2 separate regions of the Mus musculus genome follow, and region 2 is linked to region 1. The links are chromatin loops, found by intact Hi-C in ENCODE. Cell type or tissue: heart. All regions are shown on one strand. Each heading gives the region's core, and the rest is flanking DNA. Links, peaks and the distances in the headings are about the cores only.

What was found. Hi-C counts contacts between places; a loop is a spot of excess contacts. Peaks named below come from ENCODE experiments on the same cell type or tissue, not always from the same donor. Only the 100,000 strongest peaks of a DNase experiment are listed, where the experiment ranks them.
Region 2: a loop joins it to region 1, with 6 times the contacts of the local background. A loop is called at or near these places in 3 of 42 quality-filtered maps.

Annotation. Positions count from the first base shown.
Region 1 is chr10:99,684,800-99,690,190 of GRCm38, forward strand. All of the region lies in intron 4 of Gm35101 (a long non-coding RNA gene), which reads left to right. Among named protein-coding and RNA genes, the nearest start is that of Gm35101, 27 kb to the left of the region's middle. In heart, for the core only: a CTCF peak has its summit at 2,284; a DNase peak (open chromatin) is centred at 2,432.
Region 2 is chr10:99,837,296-99,842,686 of GRCm38, forward strand. No RefSeq gene overlaps it. Among named protein-coding and RNA genes, the nearest start is that of Gm35437, 63 kb to the right of the region's middle. In heart, for the core only: no CTCF peak of the experiment used is centred there; DNase peaks (open chromatin) are centred at 3,076 and 3,416.

The sequences.
Region 1 (5,391 bases), core at 147-5,146:
GGGGTCCCTGTTTACCAGCTATTGGATAATTCATTTTAATCTCCATGCATTTTAATTTTCGCAGCTTTTAGATGTGGGCTGAGCATCCTTTCCAAGACTGTATGAGCTCAGGTGCTCAGTGAATGGTTACTTTTGTTACTATCAAAGGTTAATTTCATTTTATATGGCCTTTTGGGGTGGGGGGAGCAGCCATTTCTTCCTGATCCAGGCTTTGGACAATAGCTTTACCTAGAATAACAAAATACGTTTAGTTTCTAAGATATTTGTTTTAGTTGCTAAGTTGAAAGGCACTCTTTAGGTTTCTCAAAGGAACTTTATTTTTAGAAGCACAAGTGGAATAATGTGAAAACTGGAGGACTTTATGCAATAGACCTTACTACTTATATCCCCAAGTGTTACAAAGACCAACCCTAGAAGTTCTCATGTTAGTTGTTAGCACCACCTGCTAGTTAATGTATATGACCAAATATCAAGCTTCAAGACCATTTCAGCCTCTGCCACCGACTAGCAAGTCACCTTACCTCACTTAACCTCTTTCTCCCAGCTTTCAAATTAGGATAATAGGGTATTTCTACCCACATAGGGGTGATGGGTAGCTCAGCTAATTGATGTTTGCAATATGCTAGGAGATAAAAGGCGCTATGGAGATGTAACCTGCATTAATAGGAGAACAAAGCAGGATTTTAAGAATCATGGGAGGTATAACAGAACTAATAGATACATTGGGCAACAGAACCTGGAAGACAAGGAGGCTGTAACACTGAATCATCATATCTATTCTAGGTTTTGAAAAGCCCATTCAAAGAACGTATCTCTTTATATTTAACAGCTAATTTCTCTGTGTCATAACACCTTCTATCTTTTTCCAAACACACTGGTTTTAAAGAAGGTAGGTGAATATCACAACCAACGTCCAGGCATTCTACTTTTTGCTGAACCATGACCTCCATAACCATGAGGCATTTGCTCTAGATCAAAGACCACAGCTTATCTAGAAAAACTAGTAGCTAGATGCCCTTATTTGTAAAGAGATGATTTTAAAACTTTACTTTTCTCCATCCCAACTTTCAGTGCAGTTCCAGTCAGCAGCCTGGTTCACCTGTCAGTGTTCCCAGTAATAAAAACTGACTTGATCAAAGCGACCGGTTCCCATTTTGTCATTAGACCTAATACCTGTGTCCAAGCCATCTGGTTTGACAGCCATAATAGTTGAAATATTTTCCCTTGCAGACCCCAGAAATGCCCCTTGGGGCAAATAAGCATTTGGCAGCCCGAGGAAATATCAGTAGACAAGGACGTTTCCTGCTTGCTCTTTCTGAGGTCGCATGCAGAGGAGTGAGAGCAAAGGGTAGGGACACCTGCTGTTTACTTGACAGATTTATAGAGGCTTTTCAATGGGACATACAATTTTCAAGGCCCCAAAGAATTTTATCTCATTTCTTTCTCTAGCCCAGCAAATAATGAAATAACATGTTGCTATTCACCTGCATATGTCAGTAACCTTGAGGAGTTTTAAAATTTTGCAGAAATTAAAAAGAAAGAAAGAAAGAAAAAATTGCCATTCACACAAAAATGCCTTTTTCTTTTCTTTCTCTTCTTCTCCTTCCCCTCCCCTTGCCCCTTCTTCTTTCTTCTTTATCCCTTCTTCTTTTCTCCTCCTCCTCCTCCTTCTTCTTCCCTTGAGGAATACATTTCTCCACCTTTCTTACTGCCTTTATGGGAGTTTTTAACTGACTATATATATTCTACAAGAGCTCAGAAGGACCACAAATTGGGGTCTGAGGAGACAAGAAACAAACAAACAAACACCAGACATTCCATCCTTTAACAATGTAGCCTTGATTGCCTTGGTACATAGTGCCTTTCCATGGAGTCATAAATTAGCATTCAATGGCATCTTGGGGTTTCCACCAAAGTTGTAATTTGCATGTTAGCCATTGACTTGCATCAATACATGTGAATCTCTTAGCATTGCACAGATCACACTAAATTCAGTGATCAACTGAACAGCAAGCATTTGAGCATCTTGCTTCCTTGCATTTTTGCCCTGAAAAAGTTGGGATTTGTGAGAACTTCAAACCTACTGACTTTTTCACTAAAGTCATTTGAGGTGAATGTCAGGGAAGGAACTTGAGAGACCCAGAAGGGCAAAAAGAAGGGAGTTTGGGGTTGTCTTATTTCCCTTCAATAGTGCACGGTATCTTGAGTTTGTTTTTGAATTCTGCTCCAGGAAAAGAGCCTGCCAAATTCATACATGAGATCTCAAGTTTGCCACAAGGACTCCAGTCATTTCCAAATTCTTGAAACAATAAGCTATAAATAGCCCCAACAATGTCAGGATTGTATTGGTTTCCGCCTAATGTCCTCTGGCTGAGGGCCTTGCTCCTAATCCTTAGGTGGAAAGCAGAGATTCCGTCTGAGCTGCAGGTCGATCCATGGCCTTTTCCAAGATTAGCTGAAAAGGCAGCTTGCAGGAAGTAGGTGTCCTAGCCAGGCACTCGTTGTGGGGTTTCTGAATTATTTATTGTGTAAGAAGGCTCTTGGCTTTAAGCACAGGGAATATAGTTTCCCAGGACACAGGCTTAAAAATAGATGCCTGTCCTTTTTCCCTTCACAGTATTTATGTGCAACCAAATTATCCTTCCCCCCTCTCCCTCACTCCAGGTCCATATTCTCTTCACTTCCAGTGGCAGAGGACGCTATTGCTTAGTTTCTTCTTATTAGGGGTTTCTCTTAAGCTGGCTCACTTCTCCAGGGGAAAAGATTTTTGCAATGGGCAATGCAGAATGACATCCACAAATTCCCTGTGATTCATCTCAGTAGTATTTCAAATGGTAACCCTCCCTCCAAAATTATCATTGCATTTAAGCGGAGACACATAACTGGAAGATTGATTTTGACTAGGCACATGGTTCATGGTGTTTTCATGTTCCCAAAGAGTGCCTTGATGATACATTAATTACTGCTTTCATCTAGATGGGTCCATCTTTAATTGCTACACCCTTCATCCAACCAAGTTAAGGATTCCTAGGGTGAGGACTATATGGTGGAAATCCTAACTGCCCTTCACTTCTTTGATTCTGCTCAACTTGTACATTGTCTGGATGTTGGCTGCTAGGACTTAGCATGAATCTTGGAAGAAACACCATTATATAACAAAAACAATGGGAGTTGTGCAGAGTATGCCCATAGCAAACACTTGATCTTTGCAGGAGCATTAAGGAAAAAAAATCCTGTGAAGTGATTCCCCCCACTTCTTTTGGAAAGGAAAAATTCATTTGTAATCTGTTCAATAACTCAAGCAAAGGTCTATATCTTTGCATAACTTCAATCTTGTCTGTTCAGGCAAATATTCCAATGTGTGTTCACATAGCACACTATATATTGTGCTACATGCTAGAATGAGAAAGATGCATTGAGAATCCTAAGGTCTTAAGATAGCTGACCATAAATATATATCATTTAAATATGCCATGTGTATTTCTAGGGGGTGTACCTTAAATTGCTGAGCTCATAGTCTGATCTTGTCTGTGAATGGGAACTAGTCAAGTAAATATTTGCTTTTGTCAGGTGAGCTATTTGCTCTATTTCCAGACATTATTGCCTAAAAGACAAGGTGAGTTAAATGTCTTACTATTTCATTGGAAGTTTTCTTTGGGTATGGAGATCTGAATGATAAAGCTAGTTAAAGGAAACTATGAATTTCCTGACTTTCAATTTCAAGGTAGGTTCAGCACTAACCAAGAGCAGTGGTTCTCATCCTTCCTAATACTGTAACCCTTCAATATAGTTCCTCATGTTGTGGTGACGCTCCAACCATAAAACTATCTGTGTTACTTCTCCATAATTGTAACTTTGCTACTGGTATGAATTGTAATGTAAGTCTCTGTGTTTTCCGATGGTCTTAGGCTACCCAGGTGAAATGGCCATTCCATCCCCACAGACTGAGATGCAGAATAAGAGGATGTGCTGTCTGGATCCCACCAGGACTTTATCCAGAATACTCTAATGGTACTCTAAGGTCAACAACATTCTGAATCAGATGATAAATTATTCAAGTTTTAGAGGTGGCATCGACTCTGTGTCAATGCTGACATATCAATGAAGACATACCTCAAGTCGTTCTAGTTTGAAGCAGCCAGCTGCAGATACAATGTAAGAAGTGTGCATGACTTGTATCTAGCCAAACTTTATAAAAATCAGAAAAGAGCTGGACTTGGAGGCTGTGCCATTAGTTTGCTCAGGCTACAGCAGTAGATGGACGAATCCGATATTGCCTGCAGCTAAGTGCATTTAACAGTTTTAACTGCCAGAACTTCAGAAGTTGAGTAGAGCTCCAACAGATTTTCTTAGACTCTTTGTATTACACACCTGATTTTCATAAAATCCCGTACAAAGAGTGATGATGGAAAGAACCGAACTTGGCTCCAGCTCTATGAAGCTTTCGGGGCACATATATCCTTGTGAATACACAAGGAGCCAGGCAGCTTCCCGAAAATGATTTGTTTTGGTTAGAATGGAGAGAAGCCCGAGGAAAAGAAGGTCCAGCGACAGGTCCAAAGTGGGATCCAGCTCAAGGGGAGGTCCCAAGGCCTCACGCTATCACTGAAGCTATGGTGCGCTCACAAAAAGGAACCTATCATGACTGTCCTTTGAAAGACCCAACAAGCAGCAGCTGAAAGAGTCAGAAGCAGATATTTACAACCAACCAATGGACAGAAGCTGCTGACCTCTGTGGTTGAATTAGGGGAAAGCTGGAAGACGATGAGGAGGAGGGAGACCCTGTAGGAGGACCAGCAGTCTCAATTAACCTAGACCCTTGAGATCTCTCATATACTGGACCACCAAACAGGCAGCATATATCAGCTGATATGAAGCCTCCAACACATATAGAGCAGAGGACTACCAGGTCTGGGTTTAGTCAGGAAAGATACACCTAACCCTCAAGAGACTTGTGTCCCAGGGAATTTAGAGGTCTGGTGGGATGGGGATTGGGAGTATCCTCATGGAGACAACGGGGCTGGGAGAAGGTATTGGATGTGGAACAGTCAGAGGGTAGATCAGAAGGGGAATAAAATCTGGAGTTTAAAATTTAAAAAATTATTAAAAAATACCAAAAAATTCTCTAAAAAAATACAGATTGAATAGAAAAAAGAAAAGAAAAGAAAGTAGTGAAGTCAGAATAAGCTATGCATGTGTTGAATAAGGCCTCTTTCCTTTCTCATCACACTTGCTTTGATTGGTGATGATCCTTATAAATGATTTATTTATTCTAGCTCGTCCATACAAAAGACACAAAATCTTGGTATTTTATCTACAAGCTGGAAGCCTAGTTTGGGCAGGTTTTGAGCTATCCTAACCTACATCCCAGCCATATGCACCTTGTTCCTT
Region 2 (5,391 bases), core at 168-5,167, 150 kb after region 1:
GTGTAAGGGCAATACACTTTCAACCAAGGTGGCGCTGTTTCTCAGGTTGTCACAGAAGAGAAAGAATGTTTTTCAAAATTTAAGAAGGCAGACCCATGGTGTGAGGGAAAAGTGAAATCCATCAAGAAATCTTTGATGTGTTACCGTTAAATTGAATTTATAAATAAAGATGCTTTCTGGCAGTTGTTGTGTTTAGACAGTCCATATATATTCAAGGTATGCCGAGGATGTTAGTAGTAAGACAAATGGTATATTAAGAAGGCAAATAGAATTACAAGTATCTCTCTGGGAGCCAGAAGCACTAATAGAAAAGCTACTCTCAGACTTTGCCCCTTCCTTGGAATTCCTGTGAGGACAGGAGGCACACAGCTACCAGGGACATCTCGTCATGATGTCACTCCTCAGCTTGCCTGTGCTGTTCCTTCTCTTGGTTTTCTACAAGTCTTACAATGCGCATGTGTCCTAGAATTCATGCTGTTTTATGCGAGCTCTCTGAGATCCACGCAATAACATATCTTTCCCAAGAGTCTTTTTTACTCCTGTGACCAACAACTCAAAGGCATGTTTCCCATGTCTCGCACTGAGTGTTTCGCTAGATAGTCTAAGGCTCTTGTGGGAAGCATTATCACCCCAGATGCCAAATGATATACCTTCATTTAAATGTACGCATATTTATATATTATATATTATTTATGTATAAATTATATATGTTAATGTATACATGTATAAATAAAACATAATACAAACATAAACTATTAATATACATTGTTTATATATAAATTGTACATGTTAATATATACATGTGCAAATAAAACATATAAGTATAAATATAAAATATAAATATATATATTAGTTATATCTAATGTATTCTAAGTAAATAGAAAATGTTTCCCCATGTCTCTCTTAAATGTCTTTTTGTTCTTTATCTCTCTTTCCTTTCTTTCCCTTTGTGCTACCTTCTTTCTCCCATCCCAATCAAATTTTCTGCCCCCATTTTTCTCATTTCCAATCTGGTGACATTTATGTTCTATCTCCCTCTGTAGAACTCCCACACACACACACCCTTCCACCAACCCCCACCCCTCACCCACTCCTACCTGACCCTCATGGTCACTTTTTAACTTCCCTAGTTTCCATGGTTACTGCAAATTAACTCCTCATGGCTAGGGTGGTCACAGACCCTAGAGGAGAGCCCACTGCTGCCATTTTCCTGAACCAGTATAATTTCTAACTGCACTCCAGATTTTGGTCCTTATAACAACCATAATTATAGCACTCATCTCCCAGCAAAGATGTTTCCTTTTACCACAGGTGAAGACCACCCCAGAAATCCACAACTGGTCAGAAGGCAGAGAAGAACTGACCATGGGGTGCCCAACCCCAAGTAATACATCCACAGCCCAACCCCTACACTTCCCAGTCAGAGAATATTGCAAAAGACAGGGACAAAGAATCGTAAACGCCAGAAGACCAGAAAGTTGGCTGTGGGATAGTGTCTTCCATATGTGGCAGGGAAGCTGACCATGAAATCTCAGAGAGAAAGTCACAGAAACAAAACTTGTGCAATGGCATCACTTCGTGTGCCAGGGTGTCTGGGGAAATGTCTCAAATCCTTACCCTTACAGAAAGAATTATAAGTGATTAATGGTTACTAACAGAGGGAGAATCAAACTTTTCTATGCATGAGTCTTTGATGAGTTACCCAATCCCCAGAGGTTAGCCCTAAACAAATACGTATAAGAAACATTAAATGGACTCAGCAGGTTATACATCATATACATATACATATACATATACATATACATATACATATACATATACATATACATATACATATACATATACATATACATATACATATACATATACATATACATATACATATACATACACACACATATATATATAATAGATATACACATCATATATAATATATACATACACATATAATTAAAGAAGAGGTGGTAAGTTTGAGAGAGAGGAACACAGAAGGAGTTGTAATAGGAAGAGGGAGGGTTGTAAATCAAGTAAATTCAGTAATTATGCATAAAGTTCTCAAAAATTAATTATAAAAAATATATTTTAATTACATTACCAACTAATAAGTCTTTGGTAATCACCTCTAGTTTTGACTAGGTTCTCACCGCCTCTTCTTTTCCTCATCTTCCTGAGCATCCTGGCTTAAGCTTTTAACCCCCAACCTCCTCCCATTCTCTCAGATCACGCATGTTAATCTTTCTCCCAAATCTGTTCAGAGTAAATCTTATTACTTCCTGATATAAACAACCCCCTGGACCTCACCACTGAATGACAAACCTAAGCCCACGGATCTGGTAGCCACAAGTAGGGTTTTTCCAAATCAAGATTCAGCTCATTTTCTTTTCTATGCCACATGTTTAGGGCTTCCTTGCCAAACATTAAATCTTTACAGGCAGGGCAATGTATCTTCAACTTTTACTGGATAATATGGAATTTCAAGTGATTTATATGCTCAATATATTTTTACTTGACTTCTGATTAAATAAAAACCAGGGTCATTGGCTTTTAGATGACTCTTCTGAAAGGATGTGGAATACACACACACACACACACACACACACACACACACACCCTAGCAAGTGGAATCAAGCCACAAGATAAAACAATTTCCAGATAAAAATCTATGTGTGAGAAAAAAAAAAGACCTATTGCTACTGAGGTGGTAATGTGACTAGAGGAAATTTTCTAGAAACACAAATACTAATGATGATAATAATATGAGGTGAGTAGCACAAACACATGTGATTTCTTATTAGTCATGCAATAGCCCTTTCAAATTGGTTATTTGTATATTTTAAAGTACAAAGAGTTTGAAACTTACTTTTAGCTCAGTCAATAATTCATAATTGTAAAACAATGGTTCTGGGTATAATATTTTATAAAGCCCACATGCTATGATACCGTAATCCTAGGGATCAAATCTATGGGCTCCTTATGTAAGGCCTGTGACTGAGCTACATCCCCAGAGCAGAAGGAAGTATTATTATCAGAGCAACAGGTCCATGCGGGTTAAGACAATTCAAGGAAGGGGACAAAGGATTATGTACTAGGCCTCAGGAAGTACTGAGGAAGAGATGGACATTAAATTGGCTTCTACAGGAAGATGAGCTTTGGGCATGCCAAAAAAGAAAACGGGAAGCAGGGTAGAAAAGCATGTAGAAAAGGAACAAAACAGTGGAAATGAACGAAAAATGAGGTGCTATTTGGATCAGAGAATATTCATGGCGGGAAGTCAGGGGCTATGGGAAAAGTGGTGAATTAGCAAAAAGCGGCTAGGCTAGCGGTTTAAGTGGAGAGCACAGATGTTTTCTTCAGTATTGGAAGCAGGCAGAACACACAAGGAAAAGGGTATTTCTGGAAGGGAATTCTGACTCTTGGGGCACGTGCTTCCTGGAAAGAGTTCAAAGCAGGAGGTCAAGTTATGAATGTGTGCTGTTGCGTCTGCCAGTGTCAGGACTTGTGTTCTCGTGGTGGGAAACAGATACCAGTCTACTGATGAACCTCCTCAAGTATCATTTGGGAGACATGACATGATCAAAGTCATTTCCACAACTGCTTCAAAACTGATCTCTGTCTTGCATTCTCTCTGTTTGTCCCACTCAATATTTTGAGGCAAATCTAGGAAATCCCCTTTGTGAGTGGTCTCTCTCTTTGTCAACCGTTCAGTCAAGTGATCCCAGTCAGTTTCTGTGTGGTAACTATCCCCTTCTGACCTCATGCCCTCTCTGCTTATTGACTGAGCTTCTCTCTAATGTAAATACTGCAGCCATAGGTAATATGGTAGGCACGTGGCTTTATGGTCTGGCACAGCAGAACTACTTGTAGCCAATGTCCCAAGTACGATTATTAAGGAAGCTAAGTCCTCCTGTGTAAGACGACTTATAGCACAGGTTTTCTTAGAGACGGGACGACAGAATGGAACTCAGAAGGGTAGAAGGGTTTAAGTGACGAAAGAAGGAAAGGAATTCCAGAGACAGAAATATCATCTGAAATGGTACTGAGTCTAGAAAGGACATGATGGGTAGGGGGAAGACAGGACAGATGACTCAGCCCATTCACATGGCCTTTGGCTCAACTACTGGAGTTGGTAAGTGTTAGCTGGAGCTGTTAAGTGCTTTCCTGCCTTTCCTTCCATCTCTTTAGAGTGACTTTTGTCAGTTTCTCACCTTGCTACTAGAGAGACACTTTCAAAATGTAAACCACAAATTCCACAGTGACTCCCCCGCCCCCCACACACACACAACTGCCCACACAGTGAAGGTCAAATTCCCAGCATGGGCTCGCAGGAATCTTCTGTTCCTTTGCCTGTGTTTCCACCCCCCTCCAGCCCTAAATGCCAATGGCTCTGTTTATGGCTCTTCAAAGCAGTCCTGTTCGGTCACCTACTTATGTCTCTGCCAACTGCTACTTCCTTTGCTTACAATGCCTTGGACTGCCTGCAGAACTGCCACGCTGCCTTTCATCGGGGCACAGACTCTGTAGTTTGTGAACAGAGGACAGCAAACTATAGCGACGATTGAAATTCGAAGCTTTGACCATTAACGTATGCTCTTGCTATCTAAAAACCGCTTTCCCTTTTTAACGTTAAAATTAGTGTAAAGGAATAATAGATTGTAACATGTGAGGATGAAACCAAATGCAAATGTCAGGGGCTATGAATGCAGCGTTTTAGAATAGATCATGCTCATTTGCCCATCGTCCATGTATTGCTTTTTTCCTATGACAGCTGAGTTGTTATAAAGACCCCAATGAAAAAACCTTACTATTCTCTGGTCATTTATGGGACAAAGTGTCTGATTCCTGCTTTACTCCTGTCCTTCCAGTTGGCTTTCTGGAAATTCCTCCCCAGGAGAAAGATTGCGTTTTCAGATGACATCCTATGGCATGCCTAAGAACCCAAGTCCCCTGAGGAGATGCCAGAGCTTCTTAGCTTTTTGCATGTATGGACCTCAGCAACTAGCAGAGTCTCCTCACTTGTATTACAGAGGCGAAACCACACCCATCCAAGGAATTTTTGAAGATCAAAGCAGTTAACACCATGTGTATTTAGCACAGAGCCTGATATCCAAAACCAGTTTGTTATACAGACTGTATTGACATCTTCCTGTTGACGTGTCTTATATATTCACCCATCGTTACACTTTACTGCATTTTAGTTATTTCCGCATTGAGTTCATTGTGGTTTTTTTTCCCGCTTGTAGAAGGTGAGTCTTAATAAGATATTTCTTGAATGAAAAAAAAAATGAGTATATGTGAATGGACTCGTTGCTGTGAACTGAGAATAAATGTGTCTTGTGTTGAGAACAGTTATTAAGAGTTAATACCCACATCATCTCCTTTGTGCTGTTTTCT